4 separate regions of the Homo sapiens genome follow, and all the other regions are linked to region 4. The links are chromatin loops, found by intact Hi-C in ENCODE. Cell type or tissue: mammary epithelial cell. All regions are shown on one strand. Each heading gives the region's core, and the rest is flanking DNA. Links, peaks and the distances in the headings are about the cores only.

What was found. A loop is a pair of places that touch in the nucleus more often than their neighbours do. Peaks named below come from ENCODE experiments on the same cell type or tissue, not always from the same donor. Only the 100,000 strongest peaks of a DNase experiment are listed, where the experiment ranks them.
Region 1: a loop joins it to region 4, with 4 times the contacts of the local background. A loop is called at or near these places in 8 of 110 quality-filtered maps.
Region 2: it touches region 4 in a loop (4-fold over the local background); 10 of 110 quality-filtered maps call a loop at or near these places.
Region 3: a loop joins it to region 4, with 2.4 times the contacts of the local background. A loop is called at or near these places in 3 of 110 quality-filtered maps.

The regions. Positions count from the first base shown.
Region 1 is chr12:65,303,632-65,311,168 of GRCh38, forward strand. It overlaps MSRB3 (methionine sulfoxide reductase B3), which reads left to right. Exons shown (of 7, transcript NM_001031679.3): 2 at 4,898-5,024. The coding sequence starts at 4,949. Among named protein-coding and RNA genes, the nearest start is that of MSRB3, 29 kb to the left of the region's middle. In mammary epithelial cell, for the core only: a CTCF peak has its summit at 3,086 (motif pointing right); DNase peaks (open chromatin) are centred at 3,200 and 3,640; H3K4me3 peaks cover 733 bases; H3K27ac peaks cover 2,698 bases.
Region 2 is chr12:66,083,822-66,091,358 of GRCh38, forward strand. No RefSeq gene overlaps it. Among named protein-coding and RNA genes, the nearest start is that of LLPH, 43 kb to the right of the region's middle. In mammary epithelial cell, for the core only: a CTCF peak has its summit at 3,743 (motif pointing left); a DNase peak (open chromatin) is centred at 3,740.
Region 3 is chr12:65,968,852-65,976,388 of GRCh38, forward strand. No RefSeq gene overlaps it. Among named protein-coding and RNA genes, the nearest start is that of HMGA2-AS2, 24 kb to the left of the region's middle. In mammary epithelial cell, for the core only: no CTCF peak of the experiment used is centred there; no DNase peak of the experiment used is centred there.
Region 4 is chr12:66,031,812-66,039,348 of GRCh38, forward strand. It overlaps the pseudogene RPL21P18. Among named protein-coding and RNA genes, the nearest start is that of LINC02425, 4.5 kb to the left of the region's middle. In mammary epithelial cell, for the core only: a CTCF peak has its summit at 3,678; DNase peaks (open chromatin) are centred at 3,690 and 4,790; H3K27ac peaks cover 1,158 bases.

The DNA of each region.
Region 1 (7,537 bases), core at 1,021-6,020, 730 kb before region 4:
ATAAATGAATGACTCAATAAATAAATGCCGGGTACTGGGATGCAGGGATAAAAGACACTGTCACTGTCGTTAAGGGGTTTATAATCTAGAAGAGGGAGAGATCTAAGCAAATCAGTGCCCTGAAAGTTGTTATAGGGGATGTGATAGCGTATTTGGTGCTATACTGGGGACTAGAATTGGAGGCGTTAGGAATGGTGGAGGTTGGAAGTGGTGGCAAAGATAGTAAGGATCTGGAACGAAGACATGGAGGTGAAAATAGGAAACAGCTGACCTATTACAAAAATTACCACCATGTTAGTATGGCAGGAGTGTGGGGTGCGGTGGGTTGTAGAGGTATGGCAAGGGAAAAGGCTGAAGAGTTCAGCAGCAGCTGAGTGTAGAACTTTAGATACTTTAGATGCTTTGTTTAGGAATTTGGGCTTTATCAGAAGGATTTATCAGAATGTGTTCTGGGGGCTGGGTGATAGGACAGAAAGGGGTTTTGTATGATGAGAAACATTTCAGAGGCACCAATTGAGACGAAGTTAAGCAGCCATATCTATTGAAGACTTCTCAGACCCTTTATATTGGTTAGCATTTCCATGACTATTTGACTGCTAAACTTGTGGAAGGAGCGGCTATATTATGTTTCTCAGAACATGGTTTGGAGAACCCTGTGATATACAAGGGGGAATCATCAAAATGTTTTAAGCAGGAAATTATAGACAATTATGGAATCTAATTCTGTTCTTAACACATAATGTGATACTGCTCATTAGGTATTGTGCAGTCAGTATTTTTAAATGCCCACTATTTTCAAAATTATCTACCAGATATTTTGGGAGATTAGGAAGATTCATGAGACATCTTGTCTGGCTTTTAAAAAAATAACATGTTGATTAGGTTGGGTATGGTGGCTCACGCCTGTAATCCCAGCACTTTGGGAGGCCGAGGTGGATGGATTATCTGTAAATGTCATTCATCCATGTAGTTAATTGAATAAAAGGCAATGCGAAAGTGAGGAAGTTGAGAATAAACTTGGAGAATTATGGATTTTCTGGTGATCCTTGCTCAATGCTGATTTCTACAGGGTGTTTAATGCTAAGCTTTTGCTTTCAGGACTAGGATTGTTTCTGGCAATGGCCTTCACTCAGACAGTTCAGGGAATACAAACGGGTGAAAGCTGCCGAATTGAAACTTCAATTTAGGTGATCTGAGAGTGGAAGTAGCTGTTAGTTTGTTTGGTCCTCAAAAGTACATTGTCAACATTTTGAAGTTTTGGTAGATTAACATAGAGTTAGCTTTACAGATTGTGAAGGTATTTCCAAAGAATTTAAAGAAAAAGTTGAAGTTGAAAGCAGTTGAAGTTGCATGTGGTGGAACTAGAAATATCAAGTCTAGAAATCTGAGAATGTCAAGGGAGAGAATCTTCAAGTAATCTTCTTCTTTTTTGTTATTTTTCTTTTTTTTTTTTTTGAGACAGGGTCTTTCTCTGTTGCCCAGGCTGGAGTGCAGTACGCAATCTCAGGTCACTGTAATCTCTGCCTCCCAGGTTCAAGCGATTCTCCTGCCTCAGCCTCCTGAGTAGCTGGGATTGCAGGCGCCCACCACCATGCCTGGTTAGTTTTTGTACTTTTAGTTTCGCCGTGTTGGTCAGGTTGGTCTGGAACTCCTGACCTCAAGTAATCTGCCCACCTCAGCCTCCCAGAATGCTGGGATTACAGTGTGAGCCACCTCGTCTGGCCATCAAGTAATCTTCTTGAATTAAGTTTCCTTATTACATGTTCGTCATACTACCTAGTGGGGAAACATGGAATCAGAGTATTTAGAGTTGGTTGGTGCATCATAAGGCTTTTCATTGCCAGTTGTGTAGTGGTCAAGAGCACTGGCTTTGGAGGTGAATGTCCTGAGTTCACATGTATCAATCAGATTACCCAATTACTTAAGGTCCCTGCCCCTTACTAAGTGTAAGACCTTAGGCCATTTACTTAACCTCCCTATGCCTCAGTCTCTGTGTCTAAAAAGGGGAAAATGATAGTATATACCTCATGAGGTTGTGGGGATTAAAAGGGCTAATAAATGTGAAATGCTTAGAGCAGTGCATGGCACATGCTGTGTGCACAGTCAACTGTTATCTTTAGGATTTCTCTGTTGTTTGTTTTCATTAGAATAATTTACTGTGGAAACCTATCAAGTAGTGGTTTTCTGGCCTAAATAGGATTCTTTGGAGAATAGCTTGTTAACTCTAAGAAGGAGTGGATATAAATGTACTGTTACAATTTTCTAATTCATGCATTTAAAACTAGCAAATATTTGGCATATTTAAATAATAATAGCTAACATTTCCTGAGCATATACTATGTCCCAGGAGTTGTACCAAGCACTTTTAACCAATTAACTTATTTAATCATTATCTTATAAGTGAGGAAACTGAGGCCCCGAGAGGGTAAGCAAGTTGTCCAAGGTCACAGAATTGGCTATGGGCATGACCAGCATTCAAACCCAGATGGTCTGTGTTCACGGATCACACACATCCATTGTGATATCCCATCTTTCATGCAAATATATGTATTTTAGATCTGTTTGTTAAAGTGTTTTATTTTATTTACCGCAAACATTAATTAGGTGGAAAACATGAGCTAAAATAATTTTGTTAAATCATTTCAGTATAAAAATACATGTTAGAGCCATATTAACTATGATTCTTTTGTTCTGTGGAAGTATGAGTATTAGTTTGATGTAACCAAGGCATCCAGATGCATACATCCATTCTTTAGAACTGGTTTTCACTTTATGTCTCAGCTACATATTTTCAGAGTGGTTTATGAGTAATGCTACTTTGCATGCATTTTGCAAACTTCAATCCTTTTCTACTATCCATGCAGGCATTAAAATAATTCGGATAATATCAAATCCTAACCTATGAAACACATTCTTTTAGGATTAGAAAATGGAGAACAGTGTGACAAATTGTGCTTTTTGCATTCTTCAGTATAGAAAGACTAGACTGCTCTAAAAGTAGTCATTTTAGTTGCCCCACTTTGTTGGTGCTAATGTATGTACTTTCTGGGTCTATTTTCAAAAAGCTGGGCAAAACTAATTTGCCACTAGATGGAGCCCTGGCTATTTGGGTAGAAATACAGGCAACAGAATATTAAATCACACAGTCATATCATGCTGGAGGGCTCCCGGTATTTGTGGCCCTCAGGTTTTAATTGTAGAATGCATCTTTGTTCTTTCCCTGACCTGCAGAGTGACATCACTGCCTCTCTTCCTGTGCGCTGGCTTTGACATAAGCCAGATGGCCACCGTGGTTGGTAGGCGCCCAGGCTGCCTGGTACAGGAGTTGATGAAACAGAATAGGAAGACGTTTTATGGTCAGCTGTGGAAGCACAGTGAGACTGCAGCTTTGCTAAGTAATTACATTTACTGTGTGTGCTTTATTCCTCACAGAGAAGGGTCACAGGGAAAAAATACATTTTTATTTATAGTGTTGTGAGGTATAGACCTTTGATCTTTTATTAGTCAGTAGTCTGCTCCAAAGGAATGCTCTCTTTTCCCTGCTCTGCAGTCACTCGTGAAAATGACATGTTTATTTATGTTTAATGGTTCTTTCAGGCTGTGCATTGTGATACTTACCTTCCTTTTCCCTCCTCTTTGTCTGCAGTTAGTAACACAAAAATGTTTTAGTCTTGTAGTGAGTTTAGTTTGGGGAAGTCAGAGTTCAGGCATGTTAATACAAGCAGATTTCTGTCAGATATACTCCAGAGTGATTTAGTAAAATATATTACTGTTTATTATATGTTTGTTCTTCAAGGAGGTCAGAAGAGTCCGGAACAGACTTTTTTTGGGGCGGGAAGCAGGGGAAGTGGTCAGGAAATGAACAAGACATTAATTTTATATTAATTTTTGGACATTTAATGGTTAAAGTCACTTAAAATGCTAATTTGAAACAACATATATGAAGTTTATTAATCTAGTATTTTCCATTTGCATTTAAAGTTAATCTTTACCAATTGAAATATTGTAAAAAACTTTTAAGAAAATCCTAAGAATTGAACTTTTCTCTAAAGTTTAATATCTACACAATTTTTAGATTCTTCCACATAATTCATTTCCAAAGACATTAAAAAACATTTTTACACTTTTTGAATTACTAAATCATGAATATTATTCACAGGATTGACCTAGAAATTATAAATCATATAATTAAATGAAAATTCATATTTGCCATGCTTTATTCGAACTTAACGCTGTTTTGAAAGTGAAGTCCCTTAATTGTCCTTAGGTTTTCTGGGTCTCTATTTTATAAAATGAAATTCTAACAAAATGTGTCTCTTAATCTTATTATTTTATAGTCTTCTCCAGGGAGGGAGATTTGCCAATAATTGCTGGAAGAAGGCAGCATGGTGTAAGGAAAGAACATGGCTTTGCAGTCAGTATAGCAGGGTTTTTTAGTCCTTTTTCCACTGGTTATTTGCTTTGTGCCCTTGGACTTTTGAGTCACAGTTTCTTCACATACGTATTGGGGCATAAAACCTACCTCCTTGGTTTATTGTAAGAATTAAATGATACAACGTGTATATTAGGCTCCAGACAGTTCCTGTCACATGGTATGAACTCAGTAAATGTGAATTCCTTTCAACTGTTTTTAAACTTCCTCTCTTTTCTCAACCTCTTGTAAACTGTGTTCACAGATTGCACTGCTATCATGTAGTGTGTATTTTACCTCTAAGGTACAAATAAAGCTAGATTGAAAGTAAGCTCACGGGCTGAAAAATAGGCGTTTGAAATTTATTAGCAGTATGTGCATGTGTTCAGTTCCAGATAAAACTGTAACCATCAGTTGTGCAATGAATGTGTTTAATATTTGTGATGTTTTAATTTGATTTTTGTTTTTGTTTTTTCTCCTACTCAGCTCTTGCCCCTGTTCTTTGCTTCTCGTTTTGTTGGTGAAGATATCACAGTGATGTCTGCATTCAACCTGCTGCATTTGGTGACAAAGAGCCAGCCAGTAGCCCTTCGAGCCTGTGGGCTTCCCTCAGGTTGCTGCTTGTTGTACTGTACATAGTGAAGGCACAGGGCCAACTGGGTGTTTCTGCTGCAGGAAATGATACACCATCATGCTTTGCTAAATTTCATTTTCTTTTACTTGGGCCCTAATTTGAAGACGGAAATTGGTTATAAATCACCACTCTACTTTGAGTAACATTCATTTCCACAATCCTTACAACCCTTGGAACATTGTCCAGTTTCCTTGCCCAGTGTATAATTGTCACTAATATTTCATATCTTCTTGTTCTTTAATGCACACTACACATCTGCAAATCATAACGTTCATAAGAGGCTGGCAGTCTGAGTAAGAAACTGCCCCAAATCACACAAAATAGGACATTCATCTTGTTAAAGGATAATGAAAATGCTTTTCATTCCACATGTGGTCATTCCTTTAGGAAAAAATGAAAATGAACAATGTTAGCATGATTAAGTTACCAATTTATTGTAGTTAAAAAGAAAGAAAGTTCTACTTAACAATGGCCAAATAAACAGAACTAATATAGCATGCATCAGTGGGTTCTTAAATTAGAACCACTGTACTTTTTAAAAATGTGATTTTAAGAATTTAAATAAGTGAGGCATGAAAGTCCAAAATTTTATATGCGCCTGTATCATAAGCTTAATATTTTAATTTTATTATGAAAACCACAATGGCTAAATATTTTACTTCTGTGAGCGTGATTATCAATATTATTTACATTTTTCCATTAGTGTACATATCTATCACTACATTGTGTAAGGAATTTAATTCCAACTCATTAGATGTTAACTATGCATGCCAGGCATTGTGTTAAGCAGTGAGGATACAGTGATAAATAAGGTAAAGCTGATTTTTTTCAACAAGTACAAGGTGGAAATGGAACTGTGTGAGGACCATTAAATCATATGTTGACCTGACTAGACTAGAGGTATTTATACTTGGTGTGTTATGGTAATTCAGAGGAGGTTGTTCCTAGATCTTTTCTTTAGGAGAAGAAATGTTGGAAGGAAGGGAAGATCTCTGAAGTTTAAGGAGGGCATTATGGAGGATATGGTGCTTGAGCTGAATCTCAGACTGGTAGCACAGTTAGCCTGGTTTCTAAGCAGGGTGGTGGGGAGGCCGTTTTTAACAAAAGGAGTAGCATGGGAAAACATGAAGGCCTGAAAGAGCAAGGCATGTTCAGAGAAATACAGTTATTCATATGGCTGGTTTGGATGTGCAAGGGCAAATAGAAGAGGTAAGGAAGGAAAGGTAGCCAAATCATGAAGCACTTTATATGATGTTTTAAGGAATTTAAGTCTTGGGGAGATGAACAGGAATCACATGACTTCATTTGCATTTTACAAAGATTATTGATTTAGTATGGTAGGAGGTCAGTGCTGGTTTTTCAGATGTTTCTGTGAGAGAGGCTGGGATGGCAACCTGATTAGAAGGAGTAAGGTATTTGTCTTGAAGCTATATTTAAATAGCAAATACACTTTTTTTAAAAGTAGATCTTATGTCTGTTTATGGTGACATGAGGGGCTAATGAAGCTTAATGTATAGAGGCCCCAACCACTCTTCTCAGTATGCCCCCTAGCCCCACATCCCCCTGCACTGCCACCATAAAGAGTACTGGAGGAGTGTGAGGCTGGAATGACATGTGAAGTGCTGAAGACTTGACTGTGGCCATTACAGTGGAGTTGAAAAGAAAGATTGTAATTGGGAGAGATTCAGACTGTAGAACTGACAAGGTTTGTCTGTTGAATTGTATACGACCTTGAGGGAGAACCTCAACCACTAGTTCTTGTGCTTTGCAGAACCTTTTCAATGCTATACCGTACATATCACAGGTGGACTATGGAGGTTATTTAGATTATACATAATGATGTTTTCCTCTGGAAAAAGCTCCAATGTGTAAAAGTACCCAGCATAGTTCTTGTAACATTGGTTTGCCAAATACAGGGGAGGCTAAATGTTTATAGAAACCACATTAATTAACAGTGTATTCTTCAAGATATGACAGTCATGGATTAAAGGGTTTCATAATGAGATTGTTTAACTGAAATATAAATATCTTTAAATTTTGATAAAATGATTCAAAGATAAATTCAGCAAAGCTGATAGTTTTTAAAAAATTAACCATTATGGTACAGTGCTTAAGCACACAAATTCTGTATGAGGTCAGACTGAGTTTAAAATCTGACTTTGCCACTGACTAGCTGTGTGCCTTAGCTTCCTTGTTTGTAACATGGAGATAATAATAGTACCAACCTGAAAGGGTTGCTGTGAGAATTAAATAGATTGGGATGTGAAAAGTGCTTAAACCTGTGGCTGGCATTTAGTAAACACCATATATGTCTTCACTATGTTCAATATGGAAATTCATGTATCTGTATTAATATAGATTTATGTTTTTCCAATACAACAGACTTTTCAAACTTTTAAACATGTCCTATGTTTCATTTAACTATTTTTTACTTTCATGGGACTCACAAATACACTTTATGTTTGAGGAATAACCATCTTGACCTGTTGTTC
Region 2 (7,537 bases), core at 1,621-6,620, 53 kb after region 4:
GGCTCATGGTTGAAACAAAATAACGTACTGTAGAGGAAAATTGATTTGTAGGCATCAAAGAGAGAATTCAAACTAAAGTCTGTATATCTAATATATTTTTCTAAATATGATGCCCAGCACACAGCCAAAAATAACCAGGCACACAAGAAAACAGGGCACTGCAAATGACCACTAAAAGAAATAACAGATAACAGACCCACAAATACCAAAGACATAGAAAGTATCAAATGAGGACCATAAAATAATTATGCTTATTTTTTACAAGGAAATAAAAACCAAGTCAAAATATATCATTGGAGAACTAGAAACTATGAAAAGTGGCAGAGCATATTTGAAAAAAAAATTCTACACATTCAGAAATATAAAAAATCAAGATATTAGACAAATAAAAGGAACTATCTATATCAGATGCAGCAGGGCAGACTATGATATTACCCTTCTTCCAGGTTGACAAATTTCTGCAGCAATAATTCTGGCTGTTAGAAGAGAATTCATATAATTATTTTAATTTTTCTAGCTATTTCTAATAGTTGGTGTACAAGTAAGGCCGCATGAGGGAAAAGCTGTCTATGTGCCAACATGGAATGCACTCTGTTAAGTAGCAATATCTTATCTGACTTTAGTTTGAATCTCTCTCTTTGTCTCTCAAAGAATGAATTATTTCTGTTGACTGGAGTAGAAAGCCAAGTCAAAAAAATACAACAGACATTGATCTGTTCTGTGATTTAAGGCAGTGGCTGGCAAATGTTGAGCAGCCAAATACAATCATTTTAAGGAGCAGTTCCATTATAGGATGCTGGACCACAGTCCCCAATAGCTATTTGTGCCTATAAGGCAATTTGTTTCAGAATGTAGGAGGAATGGATCCAGAAGAAAATTTAGAAGATAACAAAAAGCATATAAGGAAAGTCCAACAATATGTCTCTCTCTTTCTTACTCTTTAAAATAATAATAATAATAATCCAGGCTGGGTGCAGTGGCTAACACCTGTAATCCCCACACTTTGGGAAGCTTGGGTGAGAGGATGGCCTGAGGCCAGGAGTTTGAGACCAGCATGAGCAATATAGCAAGACCCCATCTCTACAATAAAAAAATTAGCCTGCCACATGGTGGTGCACACCTGTAATCCTAGCTACTCAGGAAGCTGAGGTGGGAAGATCACTTGAGTCCAGGAGTTCCAGGTTGTAGTGAGCTATGATCACACCACTGCACTCCAGCCAGGGCAATGCATCAAGACCCTGTCTCAAACAAACAAACAAACAAACAAACCCTTTACTTTTAAATGTTTTTACCAAAGGAAGAATAACCTGTCATTAGTGGACCCTACAAATTAACTCTGGCATATTGGTTTTCTCAGCCTTTGAGGAAAATAACTTCCCTATGATACAAAGCCCTGAATCAGCATCTAGGATGTAAATACTTATGGACTTTTTAAAAAGTGAGCTGTGTTTAGAATATAGTAGGCATTCAATAAATATTTAGTAATATTAATAATATTTCTATGTTCATTACTAACATGCCTTAATCTTTAAGATAGATACAGTTGTCAAACTAAGGCTCAGAGAGGTTAAGCAACTTGCTGAAAATCACACAGGACGTATGGGAGCAACAACTCAAAACCAGCTTGAATACAAGATAGCACTAGACAATAATATTCCTTGTTGAATGAACTGAGGAAACTCCCAGGCTTTCCAATACTTTTAACTCCCCTGTGAGGTGGGGAGAATCAGACTTAGCTTGTTTTTGTCATTTAGCAGCCATTAGGCATATTTTTCTCCCTGTGCTTTCTCCTTTTAAAAGTCTTAAACATTCCTGGGGACACTACAGCAATATATTGGTCTCATGATTAACTGTTTGCTGGAACAATGGCGTGGGCCCTTTTTGTGTATTTCAGGCAATTCCTCAATAGTGTTCATATTTAGTTTTTATGGTTTGCCATTTGAAAGATCTATTTGGAAGTCTGAAAATAAAACTGCTTTTCCCACAGACTAGTTTCTGTTTCCATTTGGCAAACTTTAACACTTCTTTCTCCTCATTTTTGGAATTCAACTGAGGTCAATATGGCTTTGTTTTTGGCCTCCTTTTTACTATTTTCATCCTTGTGCGCCAGGAAGGCCAATGAGCTCATGAAAACATGGCTGCCCCAGGAAAGGATGATACAGACTCCTAAAGCTGAGGACATTTGAATCTGTGTCCCAATGCCATATACAAGGGCACTTTCCCCCATAGGTCAGCACTCCTACTGACACTAGAGACTCCATCGCTGCTAACAACAGGACTTGGGTGAAATCTGTTGACCAGGATTTCACCAGCCTGTCCTTACCTGCCACTCAACTTCTTGAAGGAGTTTCCCAAACCAACTTGCAACTCAAATAATTGAAATTCCCACAGACACCCAACACCTGCTCACCCTCTCTGGACATTCCGAGGACTTCTACTTCCCTTTGATATCCAGTTACCTCAAAGAATGAGTATTTATTTCACCATCTGCAAGATATAACTCTGTGTCAAGTGTCAAAGCTAGCAATGAAATAAACTCTGAATAAATAATGGGAGTCAATATTTGTGATTACAAAGAGATCAGTAAGTCTGTCAGTCGCTGCATACAAAAAGAAAGAGTGCCCTTGAGAAGGGCAAAGAGGCATCCTTGAGGGAGCCCTTGCACCTTCAAAGGGAGCAAAATTACAAGCAAAACACATTCATCCCAGGAAGCTCATCTTGTTCTGCCCACAAGTTGTGTGTGCCTTTAGTTTTGAGTCTTGAGTGTTCCCAGTTTCTCCTCTTATGTGTACCTCTGGAACTTTGCTATCTCTCATTAATATTCTTCTGATTATTGGTCCCCAATTTTGCTTCATGTCTCTCCTTAATGTTCTTCTGATTATTGGTCCTCAGTTTTGCTTCAGTCTCAAATAGTTTTGTCATGCAACTTGAGTCTCTGATCTTCCAATCTGTCCTTTAGTTTTTGTTTGTACTCCACCACATCTTCTTTGACCACTTACCCAGTGAGAAAATATCCACACAGAGACAGTGGAAGGTTTTGTTCAGACTTTCCACTCAAGGCAATGGTTTTTTTTGGTTAAAGGATTGCTTATCTTCCAAATACTATATCTATCACTAAATTCTAAGAGTTATTCCCTACTCTAAAACCTTTAGGTTTGAGTGTGGGCTGGAATCTGAGATAGAGTGGCATTCCTATACTAAACTATATCCATATATCTTCTCATCTTGATCTTGCTGTACGTGTTTGTGTACATAATTCCACATAGATGCATATAGCAAAATAGAAACATTTATTTCAGTTGTTCTTTAAAAACACACAAAGTATCGCACTGCATTTCTCTTTCTTCCTATGAGTGCGTTTCTTTCACAGGGGTATTTAGATAACCAAAAATATTCTCCTGAGTTTTCCTGAGCATTGGTATGACACATAACCACTAAACCTCATATTAAGAAAAAGCTGGCTTAAATAAGAAATTGAAAAATCTGCCTGCAAATAATACTGTAAAAGTTTACAGTCCATCCTAACCATCAAGGATATTTTCCATAACTTTAGGGTTTGATAGTAAAATATATACACACACATATGTATGTTTCTAATAACACAGCACTAAAGTAAAATAAACCTGCTTGTCCAAATACGGTTGCGTTTCAGTCAAAGTTTTGCTTAATGTTTTGAGAAGCGCTTTGGTGAAGATAAATATTCTCAGCCTTAGATTTTATGTCAGATGCTCAGGGTGCCATCTACTGGCCGACTCTGGATTGGGACAGTTTTGTTTTCGGTAGGAACCAAACTCCATGTTGCCACTGATCCACAGCTTCAATGGTGGCCCAATTTTAAGATAATGCCATCTGTGTTGATTTCCTTTTTCAGAGAAGGACATCCAGATTGTTGAGTTTTATTAGAATGAGAAGGCATTTTGTTTTTGAACAGCGATCTTTCTTTCTTCTTTTTTTTTTTTTTTTTTTTGACAGAATCTTGCTCTGTCCCCCAGGCTGGAGTGCAATGGCGTGATCTCTGCTCATGACAACCTCCGCCTCCTGGGTTCAAGCGATTATCCTGCCTCAGCCTCCTGAGTAGTTGGGATTACAGGCGTGTGCCACCATGCCTGGCTAATTTTTGTATTTTTAGTAGAGACCGGGTTTCACCATGTTGGCCAGGCTGGTCTTGAATTCCTGACCTCAGGTGATCCACCCGCCTCAGCCTCCCAAAGTGCTGGGATTACAGGCGTGAGCCACCGAGCCTCGTTGAACAGCGATGTTTCTAATGACACGAGGCCTGAGCTGCGTACTGCCCTGTCACATCAGATTGCTGTGTAACTGCAACCCGATGCCTTGCTCTGTCTGGGACTGTCTGAGTATCAGGTTGAGGATAGGGAGCACGACTGGCCAACTATGTCTTCATGGAAATACCATCCTGGGAGCATACAGCATTCCCAGTAAAGTGATGCCCATGAGAAACGAGGGAAGGGGTTGTGTGTTGGTGCCAACACAGCCATCTCTCTGAAAAAAGAGGCCTCCTTTCTGCCCTGCAGAAGCCAGGAGGTTACTGCAGGCTGCAGAAGATGTGCACCTTCCCAAGAGATTTTTTGGCAAGTTCTCTCTTGAGGTCCCTTCCTGGAGAGCAGGTCCAATGCCTTCCTCCTTCATGATCTGCCCAATGACTGCATGCTCATTTTATGGTATTTTATCTTTCAGAAGCCAAGCTTGTGCCGCCCGGCCCCTTTAATGTTTTCTGTGTCTCAGGTGCAAAAGGGTTCTTGTGGACATTCCACACAACAATAACGAATCCATTTATCATCCTGCCCAGCCCCCTGTGGAGCTGCTCTGAGTTCAGAGCTCCCACCGGCCTTGACGCTTTTGAAGGTGAGTCCACCTCGGCCACAGCCAGAGGGTTTCAGAGCTGCCCCAGTTGTTGTTGAAGCTGGGGACTGAGCAATCATGGCCGTTTTACCCAAGGGGGTTGTCCACAAATCAGGAAGTGTCCTGTATGTCTCTGTGTGGAGACCACCTGATCATACTTCTAAAATCTCTTTTTTATTAAAAAAAATTTATGAAGAAACCATTTTCCAAGAATTAAATTAAATTCCAAACCTGATGTGTATGTTGAGGCTAGAATCCAAGATTCAGAGGAGGATAGAGTCCCTCTTCAACCAAGTATCAAGCTAGCCCCTTTGAAATGCTGTGATTGCCTGAGGTGGCTAAAAAAAGCTTATGTAAAAAAAAAAAAATTGGTAGAAATTGGGAATCAAAGATAATGTCTTCACCCTTTACATCAAACACAGGTTTATTTGTATGTCCTTAAAAATATTCACATGAGCCCAGCACAGTGGCATGCGCCTGTCTTCCCAGATACTTGGGAGGCCGAGGCTGGAGGATCACTTGAGCCCAGGATTTCGAGGGCAGATTGGGCAACATAGCAGGGCCCCTATTCACATGACTTATGCAACAATATCAGAAGCATACTGATCATTTTAACAATTAGTCTCTCTCCCTGAGAAATAAGAATAGAAACTTGGAAAAGACCGTGGTGTTTCCAAGAGCATACAGCATAAAGTCCTGGACCCCAAAGAGAATTTTAAACAACACATTCTACAAGCATAAGTGATTTAAAAAATAAAGGTTGTTCACAAACATTGTTTTATCTTAAAGAGCCAGTCTCACTTCAGTTGGCACAGAAAAGAGACATAGAAAAAAATGGATGTGTCCCGAAAGATTTGATGATGATGAAAACACTGCTACAAACCAACTAATACTTCACATGTCAGTATGGTAGACGGAGGTTTCATTATCCAAAACAAGATGGCGGTTTTTCTGCCTAAGAAATCTGGACTAAGAAGACTTTCAGAAAATGATATGTCTTCAATAATTTAACCAAAAATGAAGGGATACAAAACAGATTTGTGAAGCTCAGAGAAAGAATACAAGATAAAATATTGACATCTTCTGTTGTGTCCATTCAGGATCCAAATCCAGCTCATATAATTTGCAACTATTTGACTGGATAAAGGAACATAATAGAGGTGCGAGTTTTAGCCTGGGGCTTTTAAAGATTATCTTTAAAGTTTTCCAAATAAAGCTAACAATTTGAAAGTACTGTTTTTACTACAAGAAGGAGCCCAGTGATTCTAGAAGAACACCAGAAACATGGCACATCCAGGAAACAAAAAATGCCTCTATTGAGTTAGAACAATGAGCTTATCTGCACAGCACAGAGAAACTAAGGTAATCTATTCAGTGCCTAAACTTCCTGCTATTCCAAGCATTCATTGGTCTTTTTCTAAAGAAAGGTACCACACGTTCTGAATTTCCTGTAACTGATTTCCTGTTATATTCCAAGGATCTGCTGGGATCTAAAGAGTACAGCAAAGGAAAATTAAGGCATGTTGAGTTCAATGAAAGAAAGAAAGGCGTGATGAAGGGAAAGAGAGAAGAAAATATCCAGAGAAGAGAGAGAGGGGAAAAGAGAGAAATCATCAGAGAGACGAGAGGAGGTGAGGGGATGAAGTCAAGAGAGAAAAAGTGGCAGAGAAAGGAAGTTGAAGGAAAGAGGAAGGAAAAAAGGAAGTGAGGAAAAGCCATAAGGGAAAAAAATCAACAGAGAAAAGATAGAGAAAGAGGGAAAGGGACGCAATTTCAAGAGGGAAAAAAATGAAAATGCCAAAGGGCAGGTTGGGAGAGGAAGATTCCTGGAGAGGAATCGAAATAATAAAATCATTATCCAGTCATTGAGAAACTCAGCAGGTCAGAGCTGGAAGGAATATTATAAGACATCTTGTGCAACCCTTCTGAATACAGATTCATAAAAAGAGGCCCAGGGAGGTTAAAAAACAAAATGGAAGCCACATAGATGAATACTGTTTTTGAAAAAAAAAATTCTTAGTAACAAAAGAAATAGGTGCCTTAAAGGCAGCTTTTTTGAAAATTGAATGTCTGACCAGTACCTCCACACCTTGTACTGATGTTGCATGTTAGTCTGAGAGCTGGGAATGGACGCAGGGTATCAGTAAGTGGTCCATATCCTGAAAGAATTCAGAAGCAATTGTTATTCAGCATTGTCTGTATCATTACTTGGCTCGAAATCAACTCCCAGTGCAACTGACAGCTCCATAATCCAAGAGAAGTACAAAAATAAAAGAGCAGTAATAACAAAAATCGAACCTGTCTGGTATTTAGAAGAGAGTAAGAGCTTGAACTCCAGGATTAGGCTGCCTCGCCGTGAAACCTCCCTGAATCACCATCTGGGTGACCTTGCAAAAGCATTTTCTTTACCTCAGTTTCCTAGTCCATAAATTGAGACTTTCTGGCCTCTCTACTATATAATAATAAGTTGGTGCAAAAGCAGTTGAGGTTTTAATATTAGGTTGGTGCAAAAGCAATTGCAATTTTGCATTACTTTTAATGGCAAAAACCACAATTCCTTTTGCACCAACCTAGTAGTATTTGGCACCCAATATTGTTGTGAGAATTAAATAATCTGTGTAGTGTGTGTTTTTTATACTTTTATTTTACATTTGGGGATACACGTGAAGGTCTGTTA
Region 3 (7,537 bases), core at 601-5,600, 63 kb before region 4:
TGACAGGGTAGCTGCTGGAAGCCCCAGACCCACATCGTCTTGGTCTAGCAAACTCTGAAGAAAGATCCTTATTTTTTTCCAATATTTCTAACAAAATCTTGGAGTTGAATACTGTTGGGCCAATTTGGATCTCAGGCCAATCACTATAAAATCATTCTGGCCAGAAGTGGGTGGGAGTGGGGAGAAAACAGTGATTGGTTAGATCAGATGTGGGTCACATGTCTGTCCCCAGAGCCAGTCCATAAAGGCGGACCTCAGTAAGTGAGAGGGAGGGAAGAGAGGAGGCCCAGCCCCAAGTGAAATATGAAATGAGAGACTCCCCAAAGACAAGCCCAAGCCTACATCCAGGAGAAGGGAAAACAGATACAGGAGACAGGAAGGATAGCAGCTGCCTGTTACAATGGCACAGCCAACAACTCTCACTTAACAGCCGGAAACTGAGGTGAGACAAATGTGAGCAAGGCTGAAGAATGTCACAGACTTTACCATGAACGTGAATGGAAATAAAATACCCTGCGAATTGTTGGTCTGGCAGTGGACTTTGCAGGGGGATAAAGACACCTCATTTAGAGCCACTGAGAGTTTGCTGTTTCTTACCATGAAACAATTTAGCCTATCTTGACTGGGACAAGTAATGACAACTCTTTTTGCATCATCAGTTTTTTGCTTACAAACCACTTTCACAAATTTTCTTTCTTTTCATCTTCAGCACCATGGTGAGTAATATAGCAGGTATTATTATTATTTATTTTACAGATGGGTTAACTGAGGCTCAGAGAGCATAAGTGACTGACTTGGGAAGACAGCTAGTAAATGGCAAAGCCATAATGTAATCTCAGATCCCACACTCTCCTCTATACTGGTGTACACCCACAGAGTATTGCATGCAATTGCTGCTCAGGATGAACCTTCTCTTGGGTACACATCCCTAACATAGTTAATCCTAGCTTCCCAAGCTTCAGTCAGATTTTCCAAAGTTATATTTTCAAAGGGAACACTGAAATAGCAGCACGCGCAGTCTCCAAGTCTTCAGTACTCTTCAGTTGGAATGATTCTGTTGCACTGTGGAACACCTAAACCTAGCTATTCATCCCATTTAGCAATCTAAGAATACATATCAAGAGACTATGAGCTCTATCGTGTTTAGGGGATTCTCGAAATTGCAGCAAATAAGCTGGCCGTAAGACTCAGAACATTCTGCAAAACCAGTAACGTTTAAGGTCCCATTCCTCTATCTTTAGTCCAGTCCTCAGATCTGTAGGCTTGTCGAAGTTCCCTGTGGCCTCGTCTCTGAAATCAGGCATTAGGTGGGCTGATACATGGTAATTATTTATTACAACGGGATACATTTAGCCATAAAACAATTACGTTTAGCCTAATCCCAGCCAACTTAATCACGTCATGAAAAATAAAACCTATATTTCAACCAGCTAATGAAAATGTGAAACTTATCTAAATCCATAAGATATATTGTACTGCCCGTCCAACTATTACAGAAGTCATCTTTACAAGAAAAGGTCCTCAAATATCTCGTGAATGTGTCTGCTTTCTCTTCGTCACCATTGCCACTACTACAGTTCAAGCACCACTGCATTTTTATGCTCCGTGTGCTCTTACCCACTTCAATTTTTTCTCTATCCATAGCCAGTGTCATCTTTTGAACAACAGAAATCCAATCACAAAATTAATGGTCTCAGTAAAATTCAAAATCTTTCCTATGGCCCAAATGGCCTGACACAGTCTGGCTCCTTCTTCCTTTTTGAGCCCGAGCTCTCTCAGTCTTCCTTACTTTGTGCTCACTTGCCTTACAGTGGCTTGGAATGTACCTTTCTCTTTCCAATAAACTTGAGCACTTTTTCCCAGGCTCTAGTATCCCCTGTTTGGAATTCTTTTCCTCCTCGGCCTCTCTTCCACTCTGGCCAACCTCCTCCTCAGTCTTCAGATCTCAGTTGAAATGTTGCTCCCTCTAGGGTAGCCTCTCTGCCTTCTTACTCCCCACTCTGACATACAGTGGGGTCCTCTAGTACAAGGGTCGCCAGACCCCATTACCAAACCTTTACCAGTTTGTAGTTTGTGGCCTGTTAAGAACTGGTCTGCACAGCAGGAGGCGAGCGGCAGGCAAGGGAGCACTTCCACCCATGCTTCACCTCCTGTCAGATCAGCGGTGGCATTAGATTCTCACAGGAGCACAAACCCTATCATGAACTATGCATGCAAGGGATCTAGGTTGTGCGTTCCTTATGAGAATCTAAGATGGAAGAGTTTCATCCAGAAACCATCCCTCACTCCCAACATCCCGGTCCGTGGAAAAGTTGTCTTCCATGAAACCAGTTCCTAGTGCCAAAAAGTTTGGAGACCCTGCCCTAGTGTATATTCTCTCTTTTTTCATTTGTATAATTTAAGAGGTACAAGTGCAATTTTGTTACATAGTGGTGAAGTCTGAGCTTTTAGTGTAGCCATCACCCGAATAATGTACATTTTACCCATTAGGTAGTTTCTCATCATCCACCCCCCACCCTTTATAGTCTCCTATGCCTATCATTCCACACTCTATGTTCACGTGTACACATTATTTAGCTCCCACTTATAAGTGAGAATATGTGGTATTTGACTTCCTATTTCTGAGTTGTTTCACTTAAAATAATGGCCTCAAGCTCCATTCATGTTAGTGCAAAAGACATGATTTCATTCTTTTTTATGGTTGTATATATACACTGCATTTTCTTTAATCATCTGTTGATAGATGCTTCAGTTGATCCCATTTTTGCTATTGTTGAATACTGAATATATTCAAAAATATATTGAATATATTCTCTTGTAACACCCTAGAATTCTCCCTGGTAGCAATTACTGCAGTTGTCATTAACCAATTGTGTGATGTGCCCCTGTGGAGCATGAGAGCTGGTCTGTCTTGCCACCTTTGTCTTTCTAGCACCTGGCACAGTGGTGGAACACAGTTGCTCTTCCAAAACTGCTTGAATGAAATGAACCATACCCAGTTTCCTCTGCACTTAGCAGACAGATTCTTTCTAGCATCCTCTCACCTGGCCTTTTCCTAGAGCCCTCCTGTCCTTCAACACCCTATTTACCTTCACTCAGAACTTACTTTCCCTCCCCTGTGCAAAGCTCTGCACTCCAAGCCTCTCTCTGTTGCCACCCCATCACTTCTTCAACACAGCCAATGTAATCCCTCCTCTGCCCCATTTGTATGAGTTCAACTTTCTACCAGCATGTTCACCCTGAAAAAGTATCTGCTTAACAAATGAATTGACAACAGATGCTCCATAGACAAACACCTAACACAGTGTCTCAGGTATAGTGTGCCCTGGGAACAGAGAGTTGTTTCTCTGAACTACTCGGCATCTATTTTACCTCTGCTAACAGAAATTTTTTTTTCTTCAGGAGATTTCTCTCTTCACTCTCAGCCTGTAAGATTCAGCTGGAGCTGACATCCAATCCCTGGTGGCAGGGGAGGGTATGTGACTTAGTTCAGACCAGTGGATATATTTTGACCCTCTGATTGGTTCAAACAGAGGCACACAACCCAAGGCAAGCCCATGATGTTTAATGTCACACTTTTCTGGGACTGGTAGGAAAGTCAGCCTTTCTCACTCTGGTAGACTTGAAGCTGGTAGACTGCATGCCTGTAGCTTCTGAAGGAAGGGTGGTGAGGAGGAAGGCCTGTGGCCACAGCATTGGATGAGCTTGTCAGACAATGAATCCAGCACAGAGGAAAGCAGAGACAAAATTTGGAGACAGACCAAGTGTTGAAGACATTATTTAAGCCACCGGATTTCTTTGTGCCTGGAGGTTTTCAGTTACACGAGCTAATAAAGTTCCTTCTTTTCTTGAAGTTTGTCAGATTTGGGTTTCTCTCACTTTCACCCAGAAGAATCCTGATGACGCCGTAAACTAAAGCATCAATAAATACAGGAACGCAGTGAAAGTCGATAAAAATGACCTTCAGAAGACCCTATTCTAGCCATGGTTCTACAACTCTCAGAGGCTGAGACCTTGGACAAACTCTGAGTTCCCATCTCCTTACCTATAGACTGAGCTTGGTGGTTGACCTTTATCTCCTTATCTATAGACTGACCTTTAATATTGTTTCTAGATTTAAAATTCTATAATTCTGTAATACTAAGATGTCCACAAAGCTTAAACACAACAGAACTAGTTCACAGAGGTGAGAATTTAGATTAAGAGCCTGTAGAGGAAAGAGTACTGAATCGAGGGACCTTTCAGGGTCTGCCATATCTCACGTGTGCACAGCTTCCTAGTATATTTCCAAGTTAGAGAAATGAGGAAACTCCTGGGCTGATAACAGAACCTACTGAAGTTTGAAACCCACAAATAACAAAATAGCAACCCCATAGGCAGCAGTGGAGTTTCATGAGACAGCTTGTTTATTTCAGTATGTGTGTGTGTGTGTGTGTGTGTATATATATATATATACACACACATATACATACACACACATATATACATGTAGATGTGTATATATGCATATATCCATATATATGCATATATATGTATAATATTACTTTAAGTTACATATATGCAGGATATGTCTTTTCTTAAATTTAAGATAATACAAAGTCATTCATAATTAACCATATATAGTAATAATAATAATAACAGTGATAACAATTAAAAATCCTAGCCAGAGACTAGTAAAGAAAGTAGAGCTAGTGAAGAAAGTAAATGAAACATCAGGTATCATGACACATGGATCAGTGTAAGAAAATGTGCTATTATTCTGGTCATAATGGAAAACAAGATATAGATTTGTAACTGACATGGTTTCAGCTTTTAACTAAATATTTCTCTGGAGCTCCATTTGAATCAAAAGGACATTCTGCATAGAAGTATTCTTCCTACAGAAGGAAGAACTGCCATATGGAAATGGACATTGAGCCAGAGTCTAATCTTACATCATTCAATGAAAATCCTCCTACAATCATGATTAATAGCATCCTGATTTATGCATTTTCCATTAGAGTTATGTTAACTGAAAATCTAGCTTCACACATAAAACCATCAAACTAGAATCATTCTCTATTTCTTCTTACTATTCATTTGTATATCCTTGAGTCCATTCCAAGGAATTCTTTTCTATTTGATTTGTTGTTTCTGAGCCTGTCACATAACTTGAAATAAAAAAATGAAATCTTGCCCAATTTCTCAATGATCACAGACAGTCACACCTCCTTAAACAATTATCTTTCAACTAGCCTCAGATTAAAATTTTAGAACCACCTTTAAAATTTCTTTTCATGCCAATGTCCTGAATGGTATTGCCTAGGTTTTCTTCTAGGGTTTTTATTGTTTTAGGTCTTACGCTTAAGTCTTTAATTCATCTTGTGTTAATTTTTGTATAAGGTGTAAGGAAAGGGTCCAGTTTCAGTTTTCTGCATAAGGCTAGCCAGTTTTCCCAAAACCATTTGTTAAATAGGGAATCCTTTCCCCATTGCTTGTTTTTCCTATGTTTGCCAAAGATCAGATGATTGTAGATGTATGGCATTATATCTGAGTCCTCTGTTCTGTTCCATTGTTCTATATATCTGTTTTGGTACCAGTACCATGCTGTTTTGGTTACTGTAGTCTTGTAGTATAGTTTGAAGTCAGGTAGCATGATGCCTCCAGCTTTGTTCTTTTTGGTTAGGATTGTCTTGTCTATATGGGCTCTTTTTTGGTTCCATATGAAATTTAAAGTAGTTTTTTCTAATTCTGTGAAGAAAGTCAATGGTAGCTTGATAGGGATAGCATTGAATCTACAAATTACTTTGGGCAGTATGGCCATTTTCACGATCTTGATTCTTCCTATCTATGAGCATGGAATGTTTTTCCATTTGTTTGTGTCTTATTTCCTTCAGCAGTAGTTTGCAGTTCTCCTTGAAGAGGTCCTTCACATCCCTTATAAGTTGTATTCCTAGGTATTTTATTCTCTTTGTAGCAATTGTGAATGGGTGTTCACTCATGATTTGGCTCTCTGTTTGTCTGTTATTGGTGTATAAGAATGCTTGTGATCTTTGCACATTGATTTTGTATCCTGAGACTTTACTGAATTTGCTTATCAGCTTAAGGAGATTTTGGGCTGAGATGATGGGGTTTTCTAAATATACAATCATGTCATAAAACACCAGAAGCAATGGCAACAAAAGCCAAAACTGACAAATGGGATCTAATTAAACTAAAGAGCTTATGTACAGCGAAAGAAACTACCATCAGAGTGAACAGGCAACCTACAGAATGGGAGAAAATTTTTGCAATCTATCCATCTGACAAAGGGCTAATATCCAGAATCTACAAGGAACTAAAACAAATTTACAAGAAACAAACAACCCCATCAACAAGTGAGCAAAGGATAGGAACAGACACTTCTCAAAAGAAGATACTTACGCAGCCAACAAACATATGAAAAAAAGCTCATCATCACTGGTCATTAGAGAAATGCAAATGAAAACCACAATGAGATACCATCTCATGACAGTTAGGATGGCTATCATTAAAAAGTCAGGAAACAACAGATGCTGGAGAGGATGTGGAGAAATAGGAACGCTTTTACACTGTTGGTGGAAGTGTAAATTAGTTCAACCATTATGGAAGACAGTGTGGCGATTCCTCAAGGATCTAGAACCAGAAATACCATTTGACTCAGCAATACCATTACTGGGTACATACCCAAAGGATTATAAATCATTCTACTATAAAGACACATGCACACGTATGTTTGTTGTAGCACTGTTCACAACAGCAAAGACTTGGAACCAACCAAAATGCCAATCAATGATAGACTGGATAAAGGAAATGTGGCACATATACACCATGGAATACTATGCAGCCATAAAAAAGGATGAGTTCATGTCCTTTGCAGGGACATGGATGAAGCTGGAAACCATCATTCTCAGCAAACTAACACAGGAACAGAAAACCAAGCACTGCATGTTCTCACTCATAAGTGGGAGTTGAACAATGAGAACACATGGACGCAGGGAGGGGAACATCACACACTGGGGCCTGTCAATGGGTGGGGGCCAGGGGAGGGATAGCATTAGAATTACATGTATACTTATGTAACGGACCTGCATGTTCTGCAAATGTATCCCAGAACTTAAAGTATAATAATAATAATAATAATAAAATTTCCTTTAAAGTTTTTAATATCATTTGTGAGGGCATTCAGTGCATATTAGCTCTGGTCCAATGAAGAGAGATAGGAACTAAGCATGGAGGAGGCTGGGCACGGTGGCTCATGCCTGTAATCCTAGCAATTTGGGAGGTCGAGGCAGGCAGATCACCTGAGACCAGGCTGGCCAACACGGCAAAACCCTATCTCTACTAAAAATATAAAAATTAGCCAGGCCTGGTGGTGCATGCCTGTAATCCCAGCTACTCGGGAGGCTGAGGCAGGAGAATCGCTTGAACCTGGGAGGCGGAGTTTGCAGTGAGCCGAGGTCACGCCATTGCACTCCAGCCTGGGTGACAGAACGAGACTCTCTCTCAAAAAAACAAACAAAAAAAAGGCGTGGAGAAG
Region 4 (7,537 bases), core at 896-5,895:
TAGTCTTACAATGTCATTTTTTTCCCCTACTGTAAATCAAGGGACAGCTGTCTTTGGACTAAATTCCAAATAGTTGGTCTGGAAATGAACTTCTCAGTGGGTCCCTCCTCTATTCTGGCTGACATTTCCCCATTAATTTCTTTTTCTCTTTCATCCATTCATTGGCTGATGAGTCTATAAATACACCTCATCTGCTTTTACTTTGCTTTTTAAGAATAAACTGATACCAAACACACTGTCTTAATTACATCCACAGGCAAAGCATAACGAGTTTAAATGTTGTCACAATATAGTTTAAAAACTTGACATGGTTCATTATGCCAGCTGTGATAAAACTGGGAAATGAAAACCTTAATTTGGATGTGTAAATGAGTAATTCATCTGAAAAGGTATTTTTAACATTAATAAATGAGAATACCTAGAAACCTACTAAGCAAAGGAAGGGAGTTGAACAGGAAACCGATAAGTAGATTGGTAAAGAAGCAAGGAAACCCGGCCTCCATTCCTCTTGGGCACAACACCTCTAAAATTAGGCAAGTCAGCCCTCCCAAATTCAGACCAGACCTGGGAGAACATTGTTCCTCATTCTGTTCTTGAGCATTCACATTATGAGGTGGCTGCTGATTCATGAGGATCTGAATTCTAGGTGCACATCAGGAAGGAAGGCTCAGGAAAATTCTGATTTATGCCCAGAAGACAGTAGGTTTTGGAAAACTCTACTTTTAAGATGAAAACAAGATTAAAGGGAAGGATAAGGTAACACTCATACGTTCTTGATATAAAATTACTTCTTTTAAAACCTTTGGTTCTGATGATATGGCTGATAACTTTCCAATAGCAGTAGCCCACTGGGATAAATTAACATTCTGAATTTTGTGAAGCAATCTTTGTTTTCCTGAGGTATTTTCACACAAACACATTCTTAACTGATGGAGAGCAATGGAGAAATAAATATTCATTTTTGAATGGGAAATAAAAGTCAATGGCAAGTTTCTCAGGTAGGAAACTACTATAATCTCCCAGTTTTCACACATAAAAAGCCTCAAGAAAATAGCAGTTAATGTACGTTGAGTCATATGTGAAAACTGATAGACATATCAAAAAAGTTTTAAATGAGTCAAAAGAAGAAAAGGCTTACAGATGGCCAGATGGCTTTGACATTGATGGAGTAGTATAAGAAGAGTGATGATCAGATGTTTTACCGTTTCTATGAGAATCATTCAAAATAAATGTGATTAAACTGTAGAAAAATCAATTTTGGCAATGTATAAGAAGTTGCAGACTCTAGCTGGAACCCATTCATCACCAGATGAGTTTATTAAAGGATACTGTGGAAGAATCCTTTTCTGGGTTTTCTTTTTTTTTTTTAGACACAAAGTCTTGCTCTGTCACCTATGCTAGAGTACAATGGTGCAATCTTAGCTCACGGCAGCTTTGAACTCCAGGGCTCAAGTGATCCTCCTGCCTCAGCCTCCCAAAGCTCTGGGATTACAAGCATAAGCCACCATGCCCAGCCAAGAATCTAGTTTTTTTAAAAAAAGCTCAGGGAACAGCATGTTAATACTAACTCTGTGCTAGGCATTTTCACATAAATATCTTACTGACTCTTTGCAGCAACTCAGCAATAGGCATTAACTCTGTGCAACAAGACGTACAGATAATCTCCAATTGTCATGCATTCAACTTCCATATATCATGTGTGGACAGCTATACACTGCTTACTACATACTAAAACCACGCTTTTATACATCAGTTTTGATGAATAAACTTTTTGAGGGCCCTGGTGGCTGCTGGCTGGCTAATAATTCAGTTTGACAGCCTTGCTTCTAGACAGACAATGCTGTGGATTCACCAAACCATTTAGTTTCTCCCCTGGGCACATGGAAAAACTACATCTCCCAGTCATTTTGCATCTAGATGGCATATTGTGACAATTGATGGCCAATGAAGTGTAAGAAAGTGTCAAGTGTGTACTTCTAGCCCTGGCCCTTAAAAAGACCCATGAGAGGCCGGCATGGTGGCTCACACCTGTAATCCCAGCACTTTGGGAGGCTGAGGTGAGCGGATCCTTTGAGCCCAGGAGTTCAAGACCAGCCTGGGCAATGTGACAAAACCCCATCTTTACAAAAAATACAAAAATTAGCCAGGCATGGTGGCATGCACTTGCAGTCCCAGCTACTGGGGAGGCTGAGGTGGGAGGATTTCTTGAGTACAGGAGATGGAGGCTGCAGTGAGCCCTGATTGTGCCATTGCACTCTAGCTTGGGTGACAGAGTCAGACCCTGTCTCAAAAGGAAGAAGAAGAAGAAGAAGGAGGAGGAGGAGGAGGATACGGGGAGGGGGAGGGAGAGGGAAGAGGAGGAAGGGGATGGGGAGGGGATGTGAGAATCCCTCTCTTTGCTCATTGGCTGCTGAATAAAGCAGACCCAGCACAGGCCTCCCAGGGAGGCTCTGATGGATAACAGAGTCTCTGAGGGAAGATGCCAGGACACCTGAGTCTGGCAACTTAAAGAAGAGCTGCCCAAGCAAGATCAGCCCCAGTGGACTCTCTCTCTCTCATTATCTATCTCTCTCTCTCTCTATCTCTCTATCTATCTATCTATCTATCTATCTATCTATCTATCTATCTATCATCTCTCTATCTCTCTATCTATCTATCTAATCTATAGATTAGAGACAGGGTCTTCCTCTGCTGCCCAGGCTGGAGTACAGTGGCATGGTCATGGTTCACTGCAGCCTCTACCTCCTGGCCTCAAGTGATCCTCCCACCTCAGCCTCAAGTAGCAGGGACTACAGGTGTGTGCCACCATGGCTGGGAAATGTTTTAATTTTTTGTAGAGACAGGGTCTTGCTATGTTGTCCAGGCTGGCCTTGAACTCCTGGACTCAAGTGATCCTCCTGCCTCAGCCTCCCAAAGTCCACTGGACTGGACTTTTTATGAGAAAAAAAATTAAACTAAATCAGTGAAATTTGGAATTTGTTTGTAACAACAGTAATTAACAATAACTACCCTTATGAAATAACTTCTATGAATTCAGTGATCCAAACAAAGATTAATATTGGTGCAATTATTTGAATATTTTACTGTAATTTGTCATAATTTTTCTATTAAAAATTATGAAAATAGAATAATAAAGGTTTAAATACTAGTAACAGGAGTATCATGAACTTAATATAATACAGAAAAGAATAATAATTATTAGACATATTAAAAGTGATGTCTCTAACCTCAGCCAGGCGCTCACTTAAGCATGTTGACTACACATTCGGTTACAAAGAAAAATAAAATTAGAGAATGTGTGGGAGATGCTAGAATTCTAATCATTCAACTATTGTGTCTAAAAAGCAAGACTTATATCAAAACAGGATCCCTTGCCCCTTTTATATTAAATCCATTGTTTCACTATCTTACAATCAACTTGCAGGCATGTTTTCAGGATCAAAAGACAAAAGTGTCCTTTTTCTTATTTTTAAATATAAGAATATTAAAAATCAGAAAAGTTGAACAATTCCCCCAAAGTCTTGTTAATAAATAATAGAATTAAGATGCATTTCAAGATTGGCATCAGCCTAAAGCCTTATTCTTTTCATTATACCTCACTGCCTCTCATCTCTGTAAAAAATTAGGATGTCTGCCTGTCTTTGAAGAACAAAATATGTAAAATGAATGATCTTACAGCGCCCCCTTTGAGCACTTTGATTCTATGATAAAGACATTTCCATCATTTCCTGATGTTGTGAATGCAGGAGGCTCATGAAAAATGTCCCTTTACTACAAAGGTTGGCAAGTGCTCAAAGATATGGCTTTAGTCAGCTATGCCATGCTGTCTTTACTAAACAGCATTATTTCTAGGAAGAATTTCTATTACTTTAAAGTGGAAAATAAAGTTACAACAACATTAAAGAGTATGTTACAGTTCCACGCTCTATTCTGTTGGCAGAAAGCTTGGTCTCTGCACCAGCATTCTGCCCCAACTGGCCATGTCTCAGGAGAAAAGAATTCCTCTCATCTCTCTACAGCAGCCTTTTCTGCTTAACTTAGACCCCCACCAAAGCCGGGTGATGAATACAAAAGGTTTCTAAAGAGAGAAATGGCAAGGAGAGAGCTTGGAGACACCGTACCTCTTGAAAAGAAGAAAAAATAAGTAAATAGTTTATTATCATCATGGGCCTTGGAATGACATCATAAGACCATCCTTTGTCACCTCTGCCATTTCAAAGCCAATGCGTATGAGCTATTTTAACTGAAAAAATTATTTTTCATTGACTATCCAACAACTTTGACTTTATACAGTATTTTGAGAACCCATTTTTATAATAACTCAGTTCCACAGACTTTTGGACTCATTCGAAAGTGCATGTAGTGGTCAGACTTTTGCTTGTGAGTGATATCAGTGTGAAAATAAGCTTTAATAAAGTTGCCAGCATCCATGGACCTCTGTACCCATAACAACTTCCATGGCTTCAGTTCTGCCAAAGGTTTTGCTTGACGGGTATTTCCTATGAAGCTTCTCCTGCTTTCCCACCCATAGCACTGTTCTATGGCCCACACGGGGCCAGAAGCAGCCACTAGGAGAAATTATTGGTCAGGCAACCCTCCAGTGCCGCAAGCCCGGCCCTCCCTCTTCATGTCCCTGAGCTGTGTCCAAAAATAGAAAATGAGACATGATGATGGATTGAGAGTAGGAAGAAGGGAGGGATCTCGGGGTGAGTGTTTAAGTCAACACAATGGAATTCCACCAGCAAAGGCTTGCTGCATAAATCACTCTTGAGAGAAAGTTGGGCACACTGGGAAGTGTGTTGGGGCTTCCAGGCAAGTGGTGGATGGGCACTATCAGGAGGCACACCCAGAAAGAGGTGGTGCAGTGTGGAACAGGACTTCTCAAACTTGAATGTGCCCATGAATAACCTGGAGATCTTGCTGAAATGCAGGTTCTGACTCAGTTGTCTGGGGTGAGGCCTGAGATACTACCTTTCTAGTAAACTTTCAGTTGACAATACTTTGAGGAGCAAGGATGTAGAAAGTAAGAACACAAAGTCCGATTTCAGAACCTATGAGCTGTGAAACCTTGAGCTTCAGTGTTTTTATCTGTGAAATGGAGATTGTTTTAAGTACTCTTGTATCAGATTATTGTGAGCATTAAGTGACATGATGTCATTTACCTGGGACATAATAAAGAATTCAATATGTTGATCGCCATCAATATTTTATTTTTACTCATTTGAGCATTGGGGCAGCTTCCAAAACATTGATCTGTCGATTTGATTTTTTAATGGTGAGACGAGGTGCGCAGAATGAAGTGAAGTCCAGGGTGGAGGGATAGGAGTAGGTGGAGGAAGTGGGAAGAAAAGTAAGCCTGGGAAGGAATAAAAAGAAAGATCCCCCTTTCGGCCGGAACCACCATCTTCCAGTAATTCACCAAAATGACGAATACAAAGGGAAAGAAGACAGGCACCCAATATATGTTCTCTAGGCCTTTTAGAAAACATGGAGTTGTTCCTTTGGCCACATATATGCGAATCTATAAGAAAGGTGATATTGTAGATGTAAGAGAATGGGTACTTTTCAAAAAGGAATGCCCCACAAGTGTCACCATGGCAAAACTGGAAGAGTCTACAGTTACCCAGCATGCTGTTGGCATTGTTGTAAACAAACAAGTTAAGGGCAAGATTCTTGTCAAGAGAATTAACGTGCATATTGAGCACATTAAGCACTCTAAAAGCCGAGATGGCTTCCTGAAACGCGAGAAGGAAAATGATCAGAAAAAGAAAGAAGACAAAGAGAAAGGTACCTGGGTTCGACTGAAGCCCCAGTCTGCTCCACCCAGAGAAGCACACTTTGTGAGAACCAATGGGAAGGAGCCTGAGCTGCTGGAAACTATTCCCTATGAATTCATGGCATAATAGGTGTTTAAAAAAAAAAAAAAAAGACCTGTAAGGACTGTAAGAAAAAAAAAAGAAAGATCCCTACCTATACCTTCATCATTCATGTTCAGACAGAAAATTTCCCAGTGACAGATGCATCGCTGTGAAATTACATTAAGAGAGGTATTCCTAGGGAAGCTGCGGGACATGCTTTGTGGTTTCTTCATCTATTACGAAAATAAAGGCACTGAAGTAAGGCTGTAGCTACCAAAGTACCACATTGCTTTAACACACATGTGACTCTTACAGAACTTTTTTACATTAGGGATAATAGCATAAACTTATCAACTGAATTAAACAAAGTAAACCAAATTATTTTTGATGCAAATACAGAGTACTCCACCAAAATTTTGGTCAAAGTGCTTAACTCTTAAACCTTTCTCCAGTGCTCTGAGATTACGAGGGGCACAAGTGAAGAATACCTAAAATTGTAATTGCACCCTAGTGGCCCAACAGCTGACTATAGTCCATGGAGTTTTGGGTTTTGGTTGATTTAAATTAATTGCTACATTTAAATAAAGGAAGAGTTTGGCTCAATTCCCTCCCAGCAACTAGAAGCTGAAGTTGAGTAATGGATACTCCTTTTAAATGAGACATGCACTCTACAGTTTGCGACTGTTTCCACTATTCCTTATAAGCATACACAGACTTTACTCATTTACCTTATCAATCTAAGCCTGTGTAGAGAGTTGAGTTTGTCACTCCTGACCTAAGAAGAGGTGGTAAAGAAGCATGGGATTTCTTCCTAGAAGGATGAATAAATGCAAAAGAGATGAAAAATGAGGGGAAACCCCATTTTTAAAATATTTACTCACATATTTACCATTTAAGTGCTCTTCATCTCTTTCTGTAGGTCCAAATTCCCATCTAGTATCATTTTCTTTCTGCTAAAAGAACATTTAACATTTCTTAACGATCACACGCCTTTTATTGACCTGAAAAAAATTTTATTTTGCCTTTATCTTTTAAAAAAATCTTCAGTAGGTATAGAATTCCAGGCTGGCAGATTTTTGTTTTTCTCCAGCACTTAAAAGATGACCTTCCATTGTCTTTAGGCCTGCATGGTTTATGACGAGAAGCCTGCTATAATTCTCAAGTTTATATCTCTGTACATAACGTATCTTTTTCTCCCTGGCTGTGATTTAGATTTTCTTTTTGGCATTAATTTCAGAAATTTAACTATGATGTGCCTTAGTGTGATTTTTTTATATTACTGCTGTTCGGAGTTTGTTGAGCCTTTTGAATCTATGAGTTTACATTTTTAATAAAATTTGTATAATTTTCAGCCACTTCTTCAAATAGTGTTTCTGTTTCACCCACATCACATTTGTAAGACTCCAGTTACACATATGTTGCATGGCTTTATAAGATCCCAGAGTTCACTGGGGCTCTCTGTATGTGTGAGTTTGCTTTTAGTCTTTTTTGTTCTTTTTTTTTTTTTTTTTTTTTGAGATGGAGTCTCACTTGGTCACCCAGGCTGGAGTGCAGTGGCACAATCTCGGCTCACTGCAAACTCCACCTCCCATATTTAAACAATTCTCCTCCTCAGTTTCCCAAATAGCTGAAATTACAGGCACCAACCACCATGCCTGGCTAATTTTTGTATTTTTAGT